2 separate regions of the Homo sapiens genome follow, and region 2 is linked to region 1. Evidence: chromatin loops called from intact Hi-C (ENCODE). Cell type or tissue: ovary. All regions are shown on one strand. Links, peaks and the distances in the headings refer to the core of each region. The heading gives the core; the rest is flanking DNA.

Evidence for each region. A loop is a pair of places that touch in the nucleus more often than their neighbours do. Peaks named below come from ENCODE experiments on the same cell type or tissue, not always from the same donor. Only the 100,000 strongest peaks of a DNase experiment are listed, where the experiment ranks them.
Region 2: it touches region 1 in a loop (4-fold over the local background); 2 of 110 quality-filtered maps call a loop at or near these places.

What each region holds. Positions count from the first base shown.
Region 1 is chr15:69,484,902-69,495,688 of GRCh38, reverse strand. No RefSeq gene overlaps it. Among named protein-coding and RNA genes, the nearest start is that of LINC02896, 28 kb to the right of the region's middle. In ovary, for the core only: no CTCF peak of the experiment used is centred there; a DNase peak (open chromatin) is centred at 5,188.
Region 2 is chr15:69,642,877-69,653,663 of GRCh38, reverse strand. All of the region lies in intron 1 of PCAT29 (prostate cancer associated transcript 29), which reads right to left. Among named protein-coding and RNA genes, the nearest start is that of PCAT29, 56 kb to the right of the region's middle. RefSeq lists an enhancer at 6,699-7,277. In ovary, for the core only: no CTCF peak of the experiment used is centred there; a DNase peak (open chromatin) is centred at 5,243.

The DNA of each region.
Region 1 (10,787 bases), core at 853-8,852:
CTTTGATAATATTAAGAAAAAAGAAATTTCCAAAGATGACATAGAGCATATCTTCTTAATAAAGTTTAAAAAACTAAAATTGAAAAAACGCTTTTTGTGGCTGGATCCAGTGGCTCACACTTGTAATCCCAGCACGTTGGGAGGCCGAGGCAGGTGGATCACCTGAGGTCAGGAGTTCGAGACCAGCCTGCCCAATATGGTGAAACCCCATCTCTACTAAAAATACAAAAATTACCTGGGTGTGGTGGTGCGTGCCTTTAATCCCAGCTACTCGGGAGGCTGAGACAGGAGAATCACTTGAACCTGGGAGGCGGAGGTTGCAGTGAGCTAAGATCACACCACTGCACTCCAGCCTGGGTGACAGAACAACTCTGCCTCGGGGAAAAAAAAAAAAAAAAGCTTTTTGAGAAAATATATCATAGAATTCAGGATGATAGTTACGCAAATTGAGAAAGTCATCTTATAGTTTAATATGTGCTATTATGAAGGGACTGGCTTTTGTTAGATGCCAGCTTCACAGGTATTTATCACATTAAAAGAAGAAATATGAAAGGGAACAAAAATGGATAGAAGAAAGAAGGGAAGGGAGGAGAGAGAAGGGGGTCCATTTGTAGGTCAAATATGAGATTATGCCATGAAGTAAGGATTTTGATTAATTGCACTTTGGTCACCTGGGACTCTTTTTAAAAAATGCTAAAATGGACTATTGTTTAGCAATACATACACAAGTGAAACATGTTTCTAAAAAGAAAAGGTATGGCTAACACAACAGACAGGACAGTGGCTGCACTGGGGTGAGACGGGTAATGCATTTGAGGCTTCCAACATCCTGGCTCTCAATTTCTTAAACTCAGCCATGGATACATGCTTGTCCATTTTATTATTATTTGTCATGCACACACATACTTTTCATGCACTCTTTTGTATGTATGATTTATTTGACAGAGAGTAAAAAAGAAGAAAGAAAATTTAATTAATTAGAATACAAAGAAACAAAAGAGAATTTTTAATGTTCTCTGAAAACACTAACAATCAAATCCCTGGCAAGTTTGATCAAAAAAGAAATAGAAAAGGCCCATATGGCTGGGCATGGTGGCTTACGCCCGTAATCCCAGCATTTTGGGAGGCCAAGGCGGGCAGATCATGAGGTCAGGAGTTCGAGACCAGCCTGGCCAACGTAGTGAAGCCCCATCTCTATTAAAAATACAAACATTAGCCGGGCATGGTGGCCCACACCTGTAATCCCAGCTACTCGGGAGGCTGAGGCAGGAGAATCGCTTGAACCCGGGAGGCGGAGGTTGTGGTGAGCCGAGATCATGCCACTGCACTCCAGCCTGGGCAACAGAGTGAGACTCCACCTCAAAAAAAAAAAAAAAAAAAAAAGGCACATCTATTCAGAATGATAAAGACAATATAACTGCAGTTACGGTAGATATTTTTTAACTCCCAGGAGAATACTATGCACAACTGTATGCCAATAAATTAGAAAACAGACAAAATAAGTAATGGTCTAGAAAAATGTGTAACAGGATATTAAAATGGGACTATCTCCACCTTAGCTTTAGCTGAGACTCTAGAGACCAAGAACAAGCTACCAAATGTTTCCCATTCCTAAACAAGATGCCAAACCACCTTGCCTCCACTGGACAAGCTAAGGCTTTGAAAACTAGTTCTGCCAGCACTGACCATCCCCAGGCCCAGCTGCTGAAAGGACACAAATTGGAGAGGCCTGGAAGAAGGAAAGATACCTTTGAAGATGGGAGTATAGGTAGGTGCTCAAACCAAGTGAGAGGGGCTTGAAGAGGCCCACTTATGGAGCTTTATGACTCCTCAGAACTGGGGAGTCTTTATGGCATACCTGAAAAATCTAAAGGTAAATCACAGTGATCGGACCTGCCTCACAGGAGAGTGGACAGGAGAGAGAAAGTGCTGTCTTATTGACAGTGGAAAAGGACAAATGAGCTTATCAAAGGGCAAGAGGGAAGAGGATAAGGAATCTGCCCTCTGAGGAATGGGAGCAAACAGAGAGGGTCTGGCAGAGAAGGCCAGATGGCTAGCTGGAGTCATGACATCACCATGCCAGAGGCATTGCAGCTGAAGTTCCCCATGGGGTGGGCAGGACTCAGAGAAATCCCTGAAATGCCAAGCAGAGAAAGCCAGCGCTAGACATCCATTGAGTTTAGAGAGCACCAGCCCCCTTAGAAATGCACCTGTCTTTTAAAACTGTGCCCTTTCCCTTACAACTCCCCTCTCTCTGAGACAGAGGCCTGCAGATTGAACATGGTAATATATTCATGATTCTATTTATCTATCTATCATCTATCTATCTACCTCTCTATCACATATCTAGCTATCTATCTACCTATCACCTATCTAGCTATGTATCTACCTATCACCTGTCTAGCTATCTCTCTACCTGTTATCTGTCTATCCAAGTAACACCTCAGAAAGCAAGGAGAGTTTAACTTCAGAAAAATGACTAACATAATTTATCAAATTAACAAATAAAAAAACTATACAAACATTTTGATAAAATTTACATCTATATTTTAATTCAAAGCTTCATGTTAAAAACAAAAGCCAAAAAAAGAAAAAAGAGAATTCTCATAGAGAATTTGGGAAAGCGGGACCTTCCTTAACCTGATTAAAGACATCTTTGAAAAATATGCAGAAAATATTGTACTCAGTGGTAAAACATTAGACATATTTTCTTTAAAATGAGAAATCATGTTTTCTAGAATTAAATCTAACAAAAAACTCTCAAGAGATTTATAGTATAGCAAGAAAAATGTAAAACTATATTGAAGGGTATTGAAGAAGACTTAAATAATAGAGTGGTATACCATGTCTACAGATGGAAAGACTCCATATCTTAAAAACAGCAATTTCTGCCAAATTATGGCTACAAATTTAATGTAATTCCCACTTAAATCCCAAAGGATTTTTTTCACAGGACTTGATTAAATGATCTTAAAATTAATACGGAAGTAAAGAGGGCTAAGAACAGCCAAGGCAACTTTGAAATAAAAGAACCAAAATTGAGAGACTTATCTTGCCAGATAAAACAAATTATTATAAAGCTATTGCAGTTAAAACAGTGTGATGTTGCTCTAAGAATAGGCAAATACACCATGGAATAAAACATAGAGCCCAGAAATAAACCTATAAACATAGGCAATATATAACAGGTATGGAATTACAAATGAGTATAATGAATTTTTCTGTAAGTAATGAATGAAGAAATGAATTATTCTATAAATAGTAATGGGAAAACTGGCTAACCACTTAAGAAAAAGGTAAAATTAGGCCTTTTCATCACATGGCACACACACACACAATTCAAGCAGATTAAAGATACAAATGTGAAAAATCAACACTTTTAAATTTTTAGAGAAAAAATAAATAGAAGAAATACAGAAGAATATTTCAGCATAGAAAAAAACATTTAATCAAAATACATTAACTACAAACTATATAGGAAATTTTTGAAATTTTAGAATATATTAAAATTTAAAATTTCTGCCTAACAAAGACTTTTATAAATGAAATGGAAAAGTCACTGATTGAAAAAAGATATTTTACCAACAAAGGATTAGTATTTAGAATATATAAAGAACTTCAACAAATCAGTAAGAAAAAGACAAACAATCCAACAGAGAATTGTGCAAAACATATGAACAGACAATTTACAGAAGAAAATAGTGACATGTATTAAAATAGACTTAATCTCACCAATAGTCAGGGAAACAAATTGAAACAATAGAAAGATTCCATTTCACACCAATCAGATTGGCAAAATCTTGCAAGTCTGATAACAAACTTGAAAGAAACAGGGAAAGGGAGTGCCTCTACTTGATGGGAAGGTGTATTGGTACAACCACTTTAAGGAGGAATTTGAGAATATCCTGTAGATTTAAAGATGTGCAAACCTCTCAACTCAGAAAAACCAATTATAAATAACCACCCTAAGGACAGTTTCTCACATGTGCAAGTACGAAGGTGTTCATCCAAGTCCTGTTTGTAATAGTGAGGAAGTGGAAATAACTATCACTAGGAGAATGAAAATCTAAAATGCGATTCATTCACCCAATAGAATATTATGCAGCAGTTAAAATGAACCAGACATATAATATTACTTCTCACATTTATCCACTACACTTTATAAATTCTACCTCCGTGATGTCTATTTGCTCCTTTCCATTCCCTTTATGCCAAGGCCCTGTCACAATTTTTGCTTAGATGATGCAACAGAGGCATAACTGGGCTCCCAGCTCCACATTGGCCCCTGGAAGTCACCCAGCAGCCAAAGGCATCTTTCCAAGGCATGCATCTGACAATGTCACTTGCCTACTTAGAACTCTCCCATGACTCTCTGAGACCTACAAGACAGAGCCCAAATGTCTCAGCAGAGCTTACAAAAGCCTCATCTTTCACCCAACAACCTTTCCAATCCAGCCTCACAGGACTGTCTGTGGTTCACCAGACATGCCAGCTGTTCAGCCTCCAGGCCTTGATTGTGTGACTTGCTCTCTTGGACGGGAGTGAGCTTTTCTCTCGCAGCCCCGTCCCACCCAGACTTATTTGCCTATCAAAGTGGATCAGCCTGGCAAGTGTCCACATTCATCTTTCAAGGCTCAGCTCACAAATCTCTGTGAAGAAATTTGCACACACCCATACCCCACTCCCCACTCCCTTATTCTTTTGTTTTCTCCGGCAATCCTCCAGCCACATCTCGAGGCACAAGACCAGGTTTTCTTCGGTGTGGGAACCAAGGCAAGTCACTTTCCACTCAGAGCCAAAGTCCACCCCTGTGCAACAGCACAGACCATTCTTTCCAGCTCTTCACGTAAACTAGCACACACTGGAGAGTTCTGGACATGGGTAGGAGGCTGCTTCCCTCTCCCAGGTGCCACTGCCCCTTCCCAGCCTTGTCAAACTGTATCAGTTTCTGTGGCTGCTTCTTGACTTCCATTCTCTGCATCCCTCATCAAGTTCATTCTCTGGAACCAGCTCTAAAGACTCACGAGTTGAGCCTAAAGATTCATTGTGTGAGAGCATCAGGAAGAGTGAACTGTGCCCAGCTCTGGCCCCCAGGAGAAGCCGATTGCACGGATGCTCAAAGCCAAACTCCCGAGTTCTCCTTCACTCCCACACAGGCAGCCCAGAGGTCCAAAGAGGAGGAGGCAGAGAAGACGCCATTGCAGAGGAAAGGAGAGAACCAGGAGAGCAAGCGTGGGCAGCCACCAGGGAGGAAAGAGTCTTGTTGAATGCTGCAGGATGTTCTCATAGCGTAAGGCCAGATCTTTCTGACAATAAACCAGAAGTAGTATCATCACCCCTGAACCCTACCCAAATGGTTTTAGGGCTATATTCTTGTGTAACTCTTTTTTTTTTTTTAATCTGTATGATAACAAGTCCTTTCTGTGGAAGGCTGATCCTGTTAAGTGGAAATCTTTTTGCCTGGTGAGCACCTTGACAGGTTTGAGTGTGTGCATTTGCAGGTTGGAGCAATGCTGAACTGCTCTGCAAAACAGAAGGAAATGTATTTGGACATCCAAGGGAGAGAAGGAGAGGGCATCCAAAAACAAAAGGAGGAAAGAAGGAAACCAGGAAGGTAGGGCAAGGTTAGGCAGTGTGGAGGGCAAAGAGCTGGGTCAACATTTTAAAACAAGGAAGGCTGCTGCATGATTCTAAATTACGTGTGGGGCGACGCTCACTGTGGCTTGCTCCCAAAGGGAAGTCTGTCATGCTCCCAGATCTTCATGTATGTGGGTCTCTTGGGGGTGGAGCAGCAATGGACTGATTTCACTTCTGGGCCATGTGAAGTGAAGAGAGAGAGAGGGTTACTGGATTTGCACCTCGAGAACATAGGGTCCCTCAGGGACTCATAGCAATCTTTGCAGGAGTGAAGGGGGCTTTGGAATGGGGATTCAAGCCATTCTGATAGATCTTAAGTGCCCCCAGTTGACATCTGGCTCATGCTTGTTAAGTGCAGAGCATCTAATAAACTCAGAGAAAACTGTTGACCTTTCTAAAGTATATCAAAGCCCTCTAGCATATCATTTCCTGAAGAATAAATGAACAAGTACACACATCTACCATGGCTTGCATGGTGTTTAACACTCCTTCCTTGCACTTGGCCACAGACCACAGCCACCCAGAGTTGGAAGAATCCACAGAGAAGGCCCAGGTGAAAACCCATTTACAGATGAGGCAATGGAGGCTCAGAAAGGAAAAGCAACTTTCTCAAGGCCACACAGCTAATGGGTACAGAGCTGAGGCTCAAAGCCACATTTTCTGCCCCCCTGGTTTCTGTTTTTTCCCCAGAGTACTGCGGTTGCTGTGAGTTAGGCTGAAGCCAATTTGGGTTTGAGGGCATTTCATTAAAATGTGTCCTGGGAGTCAGAATAGGAGACAACGAGGCCTTGTTTTCTAAGTGAATCTCCAAGGGTTACGAGTTCCAAGCAAACACATTCCTGAATCTTTGCCACCACATTTAAAACCAGACTAGAAAAGTTATAAATGGGCTTTTTCTCTCTACAGATAAGAGAATCACAGAATGCTAGGTCTTCAAGAGACAGACTAGTGGGGTGTTTCCCTGGCCAGATTCCCTCTAGCCAAAGAATCTGAATTCTCCACCATGCACCTTTAAAGTTACTGTAGACAGATAACAGATGTGTGTCTATATTAGCTTCTCCAACAAACATTGTAAATATTTTAAAATCTTTTCTAGTTCTTTAATCAGAGAAAAACAACAATAGGCATTACACGAATTACATTCAATGTTTTGCAAAATATCTATTTATTTAATTAATCAAGATTCTTTAAGAATGGCATAATGTGGATAACTAATGAAGCCAGGTTCTGGGTACATAGGGCTTCATGATCTTATTCTATTTTATATATATATTATATATATTATATATAATATATATATATAAAATATATATAAGATATATAGAATATATTATAATAGAATATATATATTATATATAAAATATATATATTTAAAATTCCATAGTAAAAAGTTGAAACCATATGTATATTTTTAAGTCTGCTTCTCAAGTTAATGTGTCAGAAGTAAGGACTTCCATTATAAACATTTTGCCTATGGATTTTAAAAGTGCCAAATTGCCATCAACAAGTTCCAGTGTGTAGACCTATGCTTGTGTCAAAACTTTCATTTTAAAGATGTGAAAATTGAGATTCGAGATGGAGGGAGATGGCTGGGGGCACTGCACAACCACCATAAGTTGAGGTAGCAACGATGTCTCGTTAATCTTTATCACCATCACTTTACACTTGCATGCACATACATATGCACGCAAAGCACTGAGAGGGTATTGATAAATCCCATTTGGATGGCTCACATTCTAGACTCCCTGCCTCCCCGACAGATGCAGGTGCCCCGTAGCACCGCATCCCTCCTGCTAATCTGCACTTGCCCCATTCCTCCGGAACTCCTTACTACTCATCTGTCTCCCTGCTACTCTCTGAGCTCCCTGAAGGCAACAGTGAGGCTGTCCTCTCCCTCGGTCCTGGGCTGGGAAGGACCCTGCCCCACACAGAGTGGGAGTTCAATAAATAAATATTCCATTGTGTAAAAGTCAAGCCATGTAGCATTCTGGGCTTGGAGTAGGCAGTGGAGAGGAACACAGGAGAGGAGGCAAGTGGCTTAGAAAATGGAGCAAGAGCTTTCCTCCTCAACTTAGCTGCACTGCTTACTACCTGTCAGGCCTCATTCTCTTCAGCAACAAAATGGGAGTCATAAAGTTTAGTTTTCAGAGCTGGGGTGAAGAAGAGAGAATGAGTGTCCAGTGCCTGGCACATAGTAGGTGCTAAATAAAAGACTGTTGTGACTAAAATGATGATGCTGGGATGAAAATGACACCTGAAGCAGAACTTGAGGCAAAGGTGAGTGTTCCAAGCAGAGAGAGCCAAGGGCTACCAGGATAACTTTAGCCAAAAATCTACAGTTCAAGGACTTTTAATAAAAGTGGGGGAGGAAAGAGAATTCACAGATATTTAGTACTTTTATGTACATGACCTTAATTAATCCTCATGTCAGCCTGGGAGGTGGGTGTTTTTGTGCCCATGTCTACAAGAGAAAACATTAACACAAACAAGTTAAGTTGTTCACCCAGGTTCTCAAGGGTGTTATAACTGCAGGAACTTCTGGTATCTCATGCAGGAAGGGTTTCTGGGCTCCCAGGTACTCTCCCTATTCTCTAAATCAAATCAAGTCCTGGAAGGTGCTCAAAGCTCACCTTCTTTGGAAGCCAGGCCCTTGTGCCTTTGTTTAACAATGAACATGATTTCATTCCAGGCTGGCCTAGTTCAAGTTGACCTGAGCAGGGATGTTGTTAGGGAGGTGGGTGAAGGAGTGCAGAGCCTTCCTTTTCCCTCTCTGGTGCCCATCAGAAAACATGATGCAATGACTCTTCTCCATGCCTGTAACCCCAACTTCCCCAGCGTTCAGCTCTGAGTACCCTCTTAGACTTCTACCATCCCCTTAGGGACCATGGAGTCAGAAGCTTCAAGGGCCATGCCAGGGCAAGAGAAAGGGAGAACCTGGGTGCAAACTTGCCGGTGGTGTGACACTTGGTTGAGTGACTTCACTTCCCTGAGCCTCTGTTTCCTGCAAAATGGGAATAGAGATGTTCACCTCACAGGTTGCTGCGAGAGTCTTCAAGATGACCATGGATAGAAAATGTACAGTCCATAGCATGCACTCACCAAATGCCAGCTTCCTAGGCTGTCATCCACAGCCCCCACACTTCCTTCACTGTGACCTTGGCCATTTCTGTGTGTCACCACCATGCACCATGAGCTTAATATTTTTCTATAACTTGACTCACTTTAAAAACTCAAACTCACTTCCACAAATAGAAAACCAGTAGTACTCAAAAGGCATTTATTCATGTGTTTAATCAATAATTATCCAGCACTCACCATGTACCAGGTACTATTCTGGGGGCCAGGGGTGTAGCAGTGAACCAATGACCCCTCACCCTCATAGAGCATGCTCTCCAGTCAGACAGCAAACAGAATATGACATCAGTAGCTGTGCATGCTGTAAAAATGAAGACACCAAGGAACAGGGCTAAACTAGAGGAATGGAGGAGCAGGAACTCATGTAGTGAGGTCAGCAGAAGTGAATTTACCCCGAGGTAATAAAGCTAAGCTTTAGGGCCCCTTGCTCACTTGGGTCCCTTCTTGTTCCCACAATAAATGCTTCCTGACCAAATTTTGTATTCACAATTGTGTATTCTTTTTCCTAAAAACCACTCTCAAAAATCACATAAACATCAGGCTCCACAAAGCTTGGCTCTGCTCCCAGAGGTCATGAAAGGCCTCTCTGAAAAGGTGACATTTGAGCATGGACCTGAATAATTAGAAAGGAACCATTAAAATGAGCAAAGTAAGATTCTTGGCCCTGAGACAGGGAGCCAAGAGATTCTGAAAAGGTCCCAAGTTATCTGCTTTGTAGAGTTAAAAGGCTACATTTAAACTTATATCTCAGGTCAGATCTCAAATAAAGGTGACCTGAAAGTTTCTGCATCTCCCCAGAGTCCCCACCCGTGCTAAGGCCTCAGCCAGGCCTGAGAAGCAGGCATGGGAGACAGCAGGAGAGCTTAAGAGTATAAGAAGCACTGGTAGGCCTGGGGTCACAGGGAATGGCTGCAGATAGAGACAAGAGGAGGAAGAAATCAGGACAGACAGTACCAAGTGCTGATGAGGACGTGGAGCAACTGGAATGCTCATATACTGCTAGTGGAAATGCAAAGTGGTATAGCCACTCTGGAAAACAGTTCAGCAATTTCTTATAAAATTTTCATTTTATTCAACCTATGGCTCAGTCATTGCTCTCCCTGGTTTTACCCTAGAGAAATGAAAACTTATGTTCACACAAAAATCTGTACATGGCAGTTTCTAGGAGCTTTATTCATAATAGCCAAAACTGGAAAAAAGCCAAAAATAGCTCAGGTGTCCAACAACAGGTGAATGGATGAACAAATTCTGGTCTATCCATACAATGGATTACTCCTCAGCATGACAAAGGCACAAACAACTGATCTACCCAACAACATAGTTGAGTCTCACAGACATCACGCCGAGTGCAAGAGCCAGACACGAAATAATCTGTCTGTATAGCTCCATCATCCAACACTCCAGCTACCCCAACCGAAAGCAGGTGGAAGGCAGGTACAAAGGGACATGAGAGAACTTCAATCAAAGAGAAGATTGAAATGTTCTATCCTTTGATTGTGGCATATTATGCCCTGGTTACAGATGCATACACTGAGGCCTATGGTCACATAGCCAGCTACATGGTGACCTACCCTGCCTGGGCAAAGCGGGCAAGCCCAGATCCTCTGATCTGGAAGCCCAATTCTTTCCCTTCCCTCTTCTCCATACATCCTCCTCCATGCAGAGGGGACATGAGCTGGGAGACCCTTCACTGAACCCCAGTGGCCCAGAGCCTAGCACTGGGCTGGCAGAGCCGAAGAGAGAGTTAGAGGGAGCTCTGAGAACTCGTGAGCTTGTAATTGTGGGGCTGTGGCTAGGCGCCACTGTAAGGAAGCGCTCCTTCCTGGGCAGGGCACACCCAGTGGTGTGAGGGAGTGGACTGGGAGGTAGCCCTGGCTTTACCCAGAAAGATCCTGTTTCCCCTGGCACTTTTTCCAGCATGGTCTGCCAAGAGAGATTAAGATCACAAAGAGCAACACGATGCTGCTGGAGAAGGAGATTAGTGGATTCTGGGGTGCTTGTCTCCCTGAGAAAGG
Region 2 (10,787 bases), core at 1,746-9,745, 160 kb before region 1:
TCCTATTCACTGACCTCAGATCCACTAGTGGATATTCTCAACCTGCCCCTTGTTGGGAGATCAACTATCATGAGCCCTGTGATAGCAGAATGCCACCTTCAAACTGCTGACACACATGGGCGATTGTCATTCTGTGTCTCAGAGTCTGTTCCAGCTCTCAGGGCAGCAGGGATGCCTTTTGCCAAGCCAGGAAGCTTGGGAGAATGTTGTCTACAGTTCAAACATGCTGCATTTGATGAACCTATGGGCATTTCAGTTGAAGAGACCTGGGTGGTGGTTTCACATAGAGGCCTGAAATCCCCAGTAGGTCTAGGAAAGAGAAATTTGATAAGCATCAATATAGAGGTGGAAGTGGAAGTCATCAGTGGGACCCTTTCCAAAGAAGTTTGGAACTAAAAGTGCAAATGACTTTAATAATGAGATAGCTATTGGGCATCAAGAAGGAGCTGGGGGAAAATTCAGACTTAGAGTTTTCTATGAAAGCTAGAATTGGCACCACACCCAGTCACCCAAGCCTGGCCTGGGTTGCACCCTCACCACGCGTGGCTCAGGGTGCTTGGCATAGGAGAGTCTGCAGAGAGCAGCCTTGCATTAGGTTGGAGTGACTTGCTGGCCAGACTCTTTCAGACACATTGTCTCTTAAAACCTCAGCCTGGATGGCTATGCTCAGCAATCATGTGTTTAAAAAGCAATAAGACTAAATGCTTTCCCGTTTCCCCTTTGAGAGACCATGTATGATAAATGATAGGCAATTTCATGGTTGGAGTTTCAATTTCCGAAAATATTAGTGCTATTCCCCAAGCTCCACTTCAGAGATAAATTCTTTTTGGCAGCCTCCTCCGTTGTCTCCTAATTCCCTGATTCTGAATATATTTGGAGGTTTGGTGCAAATTTCATCAGCTCAGTCCCAGCATCTACCTGTCTGGTCTGCTTTGGAAAGGGTGTCACCCACCTTCTACTCTTTCAGGTTCTTTTTATATTTGTTACAAGTCCATGGTTATTTATTAGGTACCTCCTATGTGCTCCCACCTCCATGCTAAGTATTATGGTGGATGTAGGGAGCTATAATCAATCATTCAATCAACAAACATTTGTCATGCATCCAGACCCTTCAAGCTCAAAACCACAATTCTACAGAGCCTCTCTAATACTTCCTGCTTGCTTCACACTGTCTCCATTTCACAATGGGGAGAACTGATTTCAGAGCTAACCTAGTAACATCAGGGTGGACTAGAGTGATCAGTGGCAAGGTAGGAGAGGGTGAACATTGCGTGGACACCTACAATAGGTCAGGTGCTGGACTGAGTGCTTGCCAACCCTCTGCACAGGAGTCTAAGCTATTTATCTTCACAAAACTCAAGGTAGGTGTTATTATGACCATTTTACGGATGTGGGAACTGAGGCTTAGAAAGGCTAAGCAGCCTCCCCAGGGATTCCCATTCCACTGGACAACACTGCCTCTTCTGATGTCCTGATGGCAGCAGGCTGGATGGTGTCCCAACAGTCATTTCCAAACCATGCAAGTGTCCTTCTTTGAAAACATCAAAGCACCAGTCAACCACAGAAAGAGAAAAACCTACCTTTGCACCTTGATCTCCCATTACTTTGTACTCTCTGCCTGCCCCAGCCCCAGGCTCCTGCTTAAGTTTCCCATGCTAAAGTCCTCAGAGCATCACCCACACTCCAGGGCCCATTCCCTGCTTCCTCTCATGCCATTGCCTTCTCTTCCTAACCAAGCACGCCCCATCATAGGTCAGTGAAGACCCCGATGTCAATCTCTCCTCTCTCCCCATTCACTCACCCTTTAGAGGGGTCATCTCAGGCCCAGGATGATGTTTCTTTCTCTCATAATCGCATGGCTCCCTTGAAGAAGACTGAGCACAAAGCAGGTATTCCAAAAAGCTTGAGGAAAGTACCGGGGTGAAATGTGCTGGAGTGAGACTAAATGAGATGAAGTCAATGAGAATCGAGCAAACAGTGTGGACTGGGGCAGGATGTGATGGAATAGAAGCAAGAAGAATAGTATGGTACAGATAGAAAGAAGTAGGACGAAAAAAGCAAACTAGAATGGAACAGAATAGGAGAGGATGGAACAGACGAAGCGAGTAGAACCAGACTGGAACAGGCTGGAATAGAATAGAACAAGATGGGACAGAATAAAACAGGACAGAGTAGACTAGACCAGGTCAGAACAGAATGGAACAGGACAGAATAGACTAGAACAGGATGCAGCAGAATAGAATAGGATTCAGCAGACCAGCACAGGGCAGAATAGTTGCAAACAGGTCTGAACAGAATAGAGTGCAATAGGATAACAGGGCTGGAGCCAAATGGTACATAACTGGATGAAATGAAATTCACTTCATTCATTCAACAAATGTTTGTCAGGTGCTACTCTGCACTAGGTAAGGAAAACAGAATAGTCCCTGCCCTCGTAGAACACACTGTCTTGTAAAAGGAACCAAAAAGACATAAGTAATTATTAACACATGTATAGTTAAAAACTATGAGTGTCTGTGGAAGAATAAACAGATTGCCATGATCACAAATAATAGGATGAAAGAAATAATATGATAACAAGGAAGTCAGGAAACTCCAACCTAAAGGATAGGGAGGAGCCAAAGACACTTGAAGGCACTTTGGGAGGCCGAGGCGGGAGGATCACAAGGTCAGGAGATCGAGACCATCCTGGCTAACATGGTGAAACCCCGTCTCTACTAAAAATACAAAAAATTAGCCGGGTGTGGTGGTGGGCACCTGTAGTCCCAGGTCCTCGGGAGACTGAGGCAGGAGAATGGTGTGAACCCAGGAGGCGGAGCTTGCAGTGAGCCGAGATCGCGTCACTGCACTCCAGCCTGGGCGACACAGCGAGACTCCGTCTCAAAAAATAAATAAATAAATAAATAAAATAAAATAAAAATAAATAAATAAAAATAAACAAAAACACTTGAAGAACCAGGGAAGAGCATTCTGGGCAGAAGGATCAGCATGTACAGAAGCCCTAAGGCAGGAAAGTGTTTGGCCCATTCAGGGAACAGAAAGAAGTTCAACATGAAGCAAGGCACAGAGTGACAACAGAGGAGGGGGAGAGGTGGGCAGCAGCTAGACGGCATAGGGCCTAGGGAGTTCATTCTAAGTGCGATGAGAAGCCACTAAAGGGAGCAACAGGGGCTGCTGTGTGTTTCATACTTCCTCCTTAGCTGGTGCAGAAGAATGAGTTAGGGCAGGAGACCATTTAGGCATCCACTGCAGACATCCGGGCAGTGATAAAGGTGGCTTGGAGTAGAGAGGCAGTGGTACCAGAGGAAGGAAATGCAGCCAGGTAGAAAAGTGTTCTGAAGGTGAACACGGCTGGCAGGATTTGTTAACGTTTTGGACGTAGGACTGGCAGAATGGGAGGTCTGGAGGATCTGCTGGAGGTTGGTGCTTTCGTTTCCAGGGATGGGACTAAGGAAAAATGGTTTGGGGAGGAAAATCAAGTTTCCTTCTGGAGATGCTCAGGTTCAGTTGCTTGGGTGGTATCCAAATGGAGACATAAAGTAGATTTGGAGATACAAGCCTGGAGCTGGAGATGTGAAATGGGGAGTTGTCAGCAGGTAAATACTCGGCAATGCCTTGGGACTGGATGGGCTTAATCATGCGGCAGTGCAGTGCAGTGCAGTGCAGAACTTTCTTGGACTCTTTGGGGTGCTTGTTGAACATGCAAATTTCTGGGCCCCCAGGCTCCCCAAAAGAGATGTCTAGAGATGGGGCTAAGGAGTCTATATGTTTGACAATCACCCCAGAGTGTCTGGATGCTATCTCACATGCGTAGAACACTGGTCTAAGAAAAGATTAGAGGAGGGCAGGGGCCCTATCACAGAAATCTGCACATTTGCAGATCAGTGAGGAAAAAACAGCAAAGGAGAAAGAGAGGAAATAGGCAGAGAAGTAAGATGGAAATCAGGAGAGGGTGGTACCTCAGAGGCCAACACAGTAGGGGCAAATCAGGACCAGGTGATCAACAGTCTGTCTGCTAAGCATGATGAGCGCAGGAGCCATGAGATGCAGCCATGTGCACGCTTCCAGGGGAATGCTGGGGAGGAGTAAGGCAGGACTGAGTGCGGCAGAGGAGGATACTCTAGCGACAAAGTCGGGGAGGAGTTGGGGATTTCAGAATGGACAGAAGCAAGGACGTCATCCCAAATCAGTGGAAAACTTGGGAACAGACCCTCAAACGTATTTCACATATGATTTTATTCTGTCTGCTACCAGCTCCCAGAGTTCTTGGGCGGGCCAAGGCGAGCAAGAATGCTGGCAATCCGCATTCCTCTGCACACACCAGGAGGGCTTCCTTTTCCTGCCTTCCTACCTCCCAGCTCAGCATCCTCAGGTGACCCTCTCCTCCAGAGAGATCTCACTGCTGCGGTCTTCCCAATGCCCCATCTTCCTCCCCAGGCAAGCCCCAGCCTGTGCCTCTCTCCTTCTCTGCCAGAGCAGCTTGGAGGCTGTGGCCAATGTGTATTACCTGTGCATTCAAGCCTTCCCTCCAAAAAGGGAATTGCTGAGGGTGCAATTTTTTGCACACAGCAGGTTGGAGAGGCAAGAGGGCCTTTCAACTGTGGCCCAGATTATCCTGCCTACCCTGTAAGCAGCTGCCTGGGGGCCACGAAGAGCCTTGATTCTCACTGTGGGTAAGGAGATGAGATGAGCACATTTTAAAATACACATTCAACTTTATACTAGACTTTCATATTCATGAAAGGGAAACCAAAAACCTATTGCTTTCATAATACAAACCTCAAAAAGCAAGCCTGACAACATCTTCTTGTTGGTGGGGCTATCAGAAACAAACAGGGATTTCGAACTAAGGACAACCCCCAAGAGGGTCTTTCAGAATCAAAGTTGATGGATGTTGATGTTTTTCAAAAGGTTAAATAAGATCGAGACATAGTAACAGAAGGAAATACCACCCTTGCTTCGCCCAGACTGGAATCTGATTCTGTTAAAAGTGTGCTTCCCCACTCCCAGTGCCCCTCGAGGGGCCACACACACCTTGAAAGACCTGAGGAGCCCCTGCCATCCATCCAGAGCCAAATTCCTGGCAAAGAGCAGCCCAGAGAGATTTCACAGACATCGCCGAACCTCTCAAGAAGAGTCTGTGGCAGCAGAGGGATTTTCCCCAGGAGAGACGGCGCCTGTTTGTTTTCGAGGCAGGAAGGAGCCGGGAACATCTGCTCCGAGAAGCCACTTGAAAGATAATCAGGCAATGATGTTGGCAAAACAGCTGTGTGGCAGGCGGAGAAGGGGGCGGCCGGGAGCTGGGAGGGTAGGAGGGTGGGAGGAGGGAAGCCCAGCTCTGAGCTATGAGCAGCGCCCAAGAACGCTGCCTGGAAAGCCCCCGGAGCCCTGGCCCATGCCCACTAGAGCAGGGAGGAAGCTTCTCTCCAGGTGAGAGCAGCTCCCACGGGGATCTCGTCCTCATGGAGAAATGCTGGATCTAGTCTATTTCCTGCAGGGTGCAACTCAAGTCCCAGGATGGGACTGACAATGTTGAATTTTATCTGAGCTCTGTGATTCTGGAAAATAATGATGGTTAAAGAAATCCTTCCACCCCTTTGTGTTCCAGGAAAAGGCTTACTGCAATGAAGCATCCTTTCTATATGACTTGGATAGGACTCTTAGATGCCCCCTTGCTTACCCATGATAAGACCAGACTCAGACCCTTTAAATTCCCCTTCTTTGTCTCATAAATCATTAAGTATTTTGCTCCCACTAATTAATTGGAACAAAAGGCATGTTAACAAAACCTGGGTTAAGTTTCTCTCCTTCACCTAGGCCCCTGAATTTTAACCTACCCTCAGCATGAGCCAGCGGGCCATCTATCCTAATGCTCTTCCAGAGACAGGCTGGCCTCAGGGTAAAACATTCTCCCATCTACTGTCCCAGGGTCACCCCCTCTCATCTCCCTTCCCCATGCCTGTTCTTTCTAGCCTGGTTTACTCCCTTTTTATACAAGAAAATCCTCTTTCTATCTTACCTGTGATGCCTGCAGATCTCATAGTCAGAACACTTTCTCTATTGCAACAGTTCCTTCCTAAACCTCTCCCTAACGAAGTCTGTTTGTCTTTTTATTGATCAGACATCAAGATTCTCTGAAGTCACCTCTTGTGGGACAGCTTCTCCCAAAGCCTGAGATTCCACCACAAGAGCCACTCTTTGGGATTAAGAGCAGAGAGGAAATCTCAGAAGACTAAGGAATCTGCCTGCTCCTCACCTACAGGACAAAAGAGCAAAGGCTGAATCAACAAGCTGACCTGGGGAGGAGCTCTGCAGAGTGTGGTCGGACAATCTCCAGGACCAGGGAAGGCTGGGGTCCCTCATTTTCCTGCTTCAGCCTCAGAGCAGGGCAGTGGGGATTCCTGGTTGCAGGGTGTCCCTGTGAGCCCACCAACAGCAAAGAAAAACCTCAGCAGGGAGCCAGGGGTCAAGATCCAAGACAGAAAAGCAGCCCACAGCACTGGAAAACTTTTCTTCAATCACGGCTTTGAGAACAGGTACTTTCAGAGTAAACCAAAACAAAAACAACAAAAACACGAAAGCCCCCTTGGCAAATATCCCGGAACCGAAATTCCACTGTCTGTTCTAGCCAGCGTGATCTCAGAGGCAGGCTGTGGGGGTGGGAGGACACTGCTCTGCACAGCAGGCCTGGGTCCCAGAGCACTGCTGGCGCCGGTAGCAACACAGTTGGGTCTGAAATGATGACAAGAAATGCACTCAGAGGATGGTGCCATGGAGACAGATTGGTCTTATTTGTCATTTCCAAGTCAGCTCACCACCATCATTCTCACACACAGCACTGATTACATTGATTAAATCTGTATGCTTCTAAGTTTGGCTCCCCCCAGAAGTAGACCCTGAGACAAGGATTTGAGGGAAAGTAGTTCGTGTGAGAGGTAATCGCGGGACGCGCCAGTCAGGGAGCGTGGACGTGAGAAAGGGAAGAGAAGGAAGCCAATTTAGGGCATGCTAAAGAGCAGATGAGGCCGGGCGCGCGGTGGCTCACGCCTGTAATCCCAGCACTTTGGGAGGCCGAGGCGGGTGGATCACTTGAAGTCAGGAGTTCAAGACCAGTCTGGCCAACATGGCAAAACCCCGTCTCTACTAAAAATACAAAAATTAGCCGGGCATAGTGGCACACGCCTGTAATCCCAGCTACTTGGGAGGCTAAGGCAGGAGAATCGCTTGAACCCGGGAGGCAGAGGTTGCAGTGAACCCAGATCACACCACTGCACTCCAGCCTGAGTGACAGAGTGAGACTCTGTCTCTAAATAAATAAATAAAAGAGCAGATGACTCCTGTGGGCAAAAGAGGTCCACTTGGGAAGTAGCTGGGCACTTCCTGCTGGCCCAAATTTACCCCTATGCCCAAGTCCTCATTCACTGTCTTTTCGTGGCTGTGTCCCCCATTATAGGAAAAGAAAAGGTCATTTAATGCTCTGCGTTTGCAACCTGCATTCTCCGTGGAACCCCAGGACTTCTGGGAAGTACTTCAAAGGGCTACTGGGAATAGAAGACTAGTGGTCAGGGCTGTAGTCCACACTACCACTTCAACTGGAACAACATTTTTCTACCTAAAATTTTGGGCTTCCACTTACAAGATTTGTTGAACGGCTCAGCAGATTAAAAGTAAAGGCCAGATCTACTTCTGCTTCCAGCAAGATGGAGTAGATGTACTTTTCCCTATTCCTGCTGCTATGTACAACTAAAAGTCCTCGATATTATATACAAAATAAACCTAAGGTAGATAGAAAGCAGATAGGCTAGGGACCTTAAGACTCAAGGAACTGCACAATGATGAGTTCCTTGGATTTTCTTTGTGCATGGCACATCCCAGACTTAGAGCTAAAGAAGCCAACAACCTAGAAACTGCAACTGGTGCAGATAAGAAAAGTTCCAAATAAAGTCTACTCTCTCTAGCCAAAGGACAAGTAAAGGGGCAGCCTAGTGAGACAGAAAACATTCAAGTGATAACTGCTTCACTCTAGAAAAACATCATGGCCCCACCATCTCCCATGCCAGCAAAGGTAAAGTGGGGAGCCTAAATTCTATCCTACTTGGCAGGAAGGAGGCATTCCATCCCACTGAGGTGGTATTAGGGGAGGCCTAGTGGAGAGTCAGGACTTTTACCATTGCTCAGCAGTAACAAGGTCACCCACACCTCATTATCAGTGGAGGCTGCTGGAGCTGCCATCCCTACCCAGCAGTAATGAGAGATCCCTTCTCACATATCAATGAGGACTGTGTGGAGAACCTGGACTCCTACCTCCACCTTGCAGGGACAAAGCAGTAGTCTCCCCACTGTTCAATCCCCACCCAGCTAAAGCAATGTCAAAAAAAAAAAAAAAAAAAAAAGCCGGCTAAACCAGATAGTTTAAGACAAGACTCAGAGTCTCATAATATAATGAAAAATATCCAGATATAAATTTTAAAATCACTCATCATACCAAGAAGGAAGATCTCAAACTGAATGAAAAAAGACAATAGATTTCAACACTGAAATGACAGATTGAAAGTTATCTCACAAAGAATTTAAAGCAGTCATCATAAAAAATGCTTCAATAGCAATTATGAACATGCTTGAAACAAATGACAAAATAGAAAGCCTCAGTCAATAAATAAAAGATATAAACATGAAACAAATAGAAATGTTAGAATTTAAAAATACACTAACCAAAATTAAAAACTCAGTGATTGGGCTCAACAGCAGAATGGAGGGAAGAGAGGAAGGAATCTGTGAACTGGAAGACAGAATAATTGAAATTACCCAATCTGAAAATCAAAGAGAAAATACACACATACACACACACACACACACACACACACACATTTTCAGAGACCTGTGAGACTATAGCAAAATATATTTGATTTCCTGTCATCAGAGTCCCAGAAGGAGAAATGAGAGCAGGACTGACAAAGTACTACAAGAAATAATGGCTGAAAATTTCCTAAATTTTAGCAAACCTCAAACAGGATAAAGCCAATGAAATCTACAACAAGACTTCTGGAAACTAAAGACAAGGAAAAAATCTTGAAAGTAGCCAGAGAAAAATGACACCTTACCTAAAGAAGAAAAACTAAATGACAGTGGATCTCTCATCAGAAACCATAAAAGCCAGAAGAAACAGCACAATATTTTTCAAGTGCTCAGGGAAAAGAAGTGTCAATCCAGAATCCTACACTCAGCAAAACTGTCCTTCGAAAATGCAGGATATTCACAGAAATCAAGATATTCACAGATAAAGGAAAACTGAGAGAATTTGTTTACAACACACCTACCCTAAAAGAATAACTAAAGAAATTTCTCTGAACAGAAAGAAAACTATTGAAGAAGAAACCCTGGAATATCATGATGAAATAAAGAACATATTAAGCACAAATATGAGTAAAAACAATAGACTTTCCTTTTGTTATTTAGTTTTATAATTTATGTTTGATGGTTGAAGCAACAGGTACAACACTGTCTAATGTGGTTTTGAATGGATAAGAGATATAAAGGATATGACGTTTTCCACACTTCATCTGGATGGTAAGCTGATCATACCAGTAGAATGTAAAAAGTTATGAATATATAATATAATACCTAGAACAACCACTAAAATCCTATACAAATAGATATACTTAAGAACACTGTAGAAAAATCAAAATAAAATCCTCAAAAATGTTCAAGTAACTCATAGGAAGGCAAAATAACAAACAGAAGCAGAAAACAAACAAGAAACAAAAAATAAAATATCAGCTTAAACTCTGACATATCAATAGTCAAATTAAATGTAAATAGTTTAAATACACCAAGTAGAAGATAGAGACTGGCGGAATAGATTACAAGTATGACCCAACTAAATACTGCTACAACACACTCACTTCAAATATAATGACTGATATAGTTCAGATCTGGGTCCCCACCCAAATTCCATGTTCTATTTTAATCCCCGTTATTGGAGGTGGGGCCTGGTGGGAAGTGGTTGGATCATGGGGCTGGATTCTTCGTGAATGGTTTAGCACCATCCCTTTGGTGCTGTTCTCATGACAGAGCTCTCACAAGATCTGGTTGTTTACAAGTGTGTAGCACCTCCCTTACCCCACCTTGGTCCTGTTCCTGCCATGTAAGACGCCTGCTCCCACTTTGCCTTCCGCTATGAGTAAAAGCTCCCTGAGGCCTCCCCAGAAGCAGATGCTGCCACGCTTCCTGTGAGCCTGTGGAACCATGAGTCAATTAAACCTCTTTTCTTTATAAATTACCCAGTCTCAGGTATTTCTTTATAGCAGTGGGAGAACAAACTAATACAATGACAAAAGCAAGTTGACAGTTTTTTTAACAAATGATATATATATATATTCAAAAGAAAGCAAGAGTGGCTATGTCAATAATCAGATAAAGTAGACTTTGGAGTAAATAAAATCACCAGAGACAGAAAGAGACATTATGTAACGATAAAAGTGTTGGCTGGGCGCAATGGCTCACACCTGTAATCCCAACACTTTGGGAGGCCGAGACAGCGGATCACCTGAGGTCAGGAGTTCGAGACCAGCCTGGCCAACATGGCAAAACCCCATCTCTACTAAAAATACAAAAATTAGCTAGGCGTGGTGGCGTATGCCTGTAATCCTAGATATTTGGGAGGCTGAGGCAGGAGAATCGCTTGAACCCAAACGGCAGAGGTTGCAGTGAGCCAAGATTGCACGACTGCACTCCTGCCTGGGCTACAAAGCAAGACTCCACCTCAAAAAAAAAAAAAAAAAAAAAAA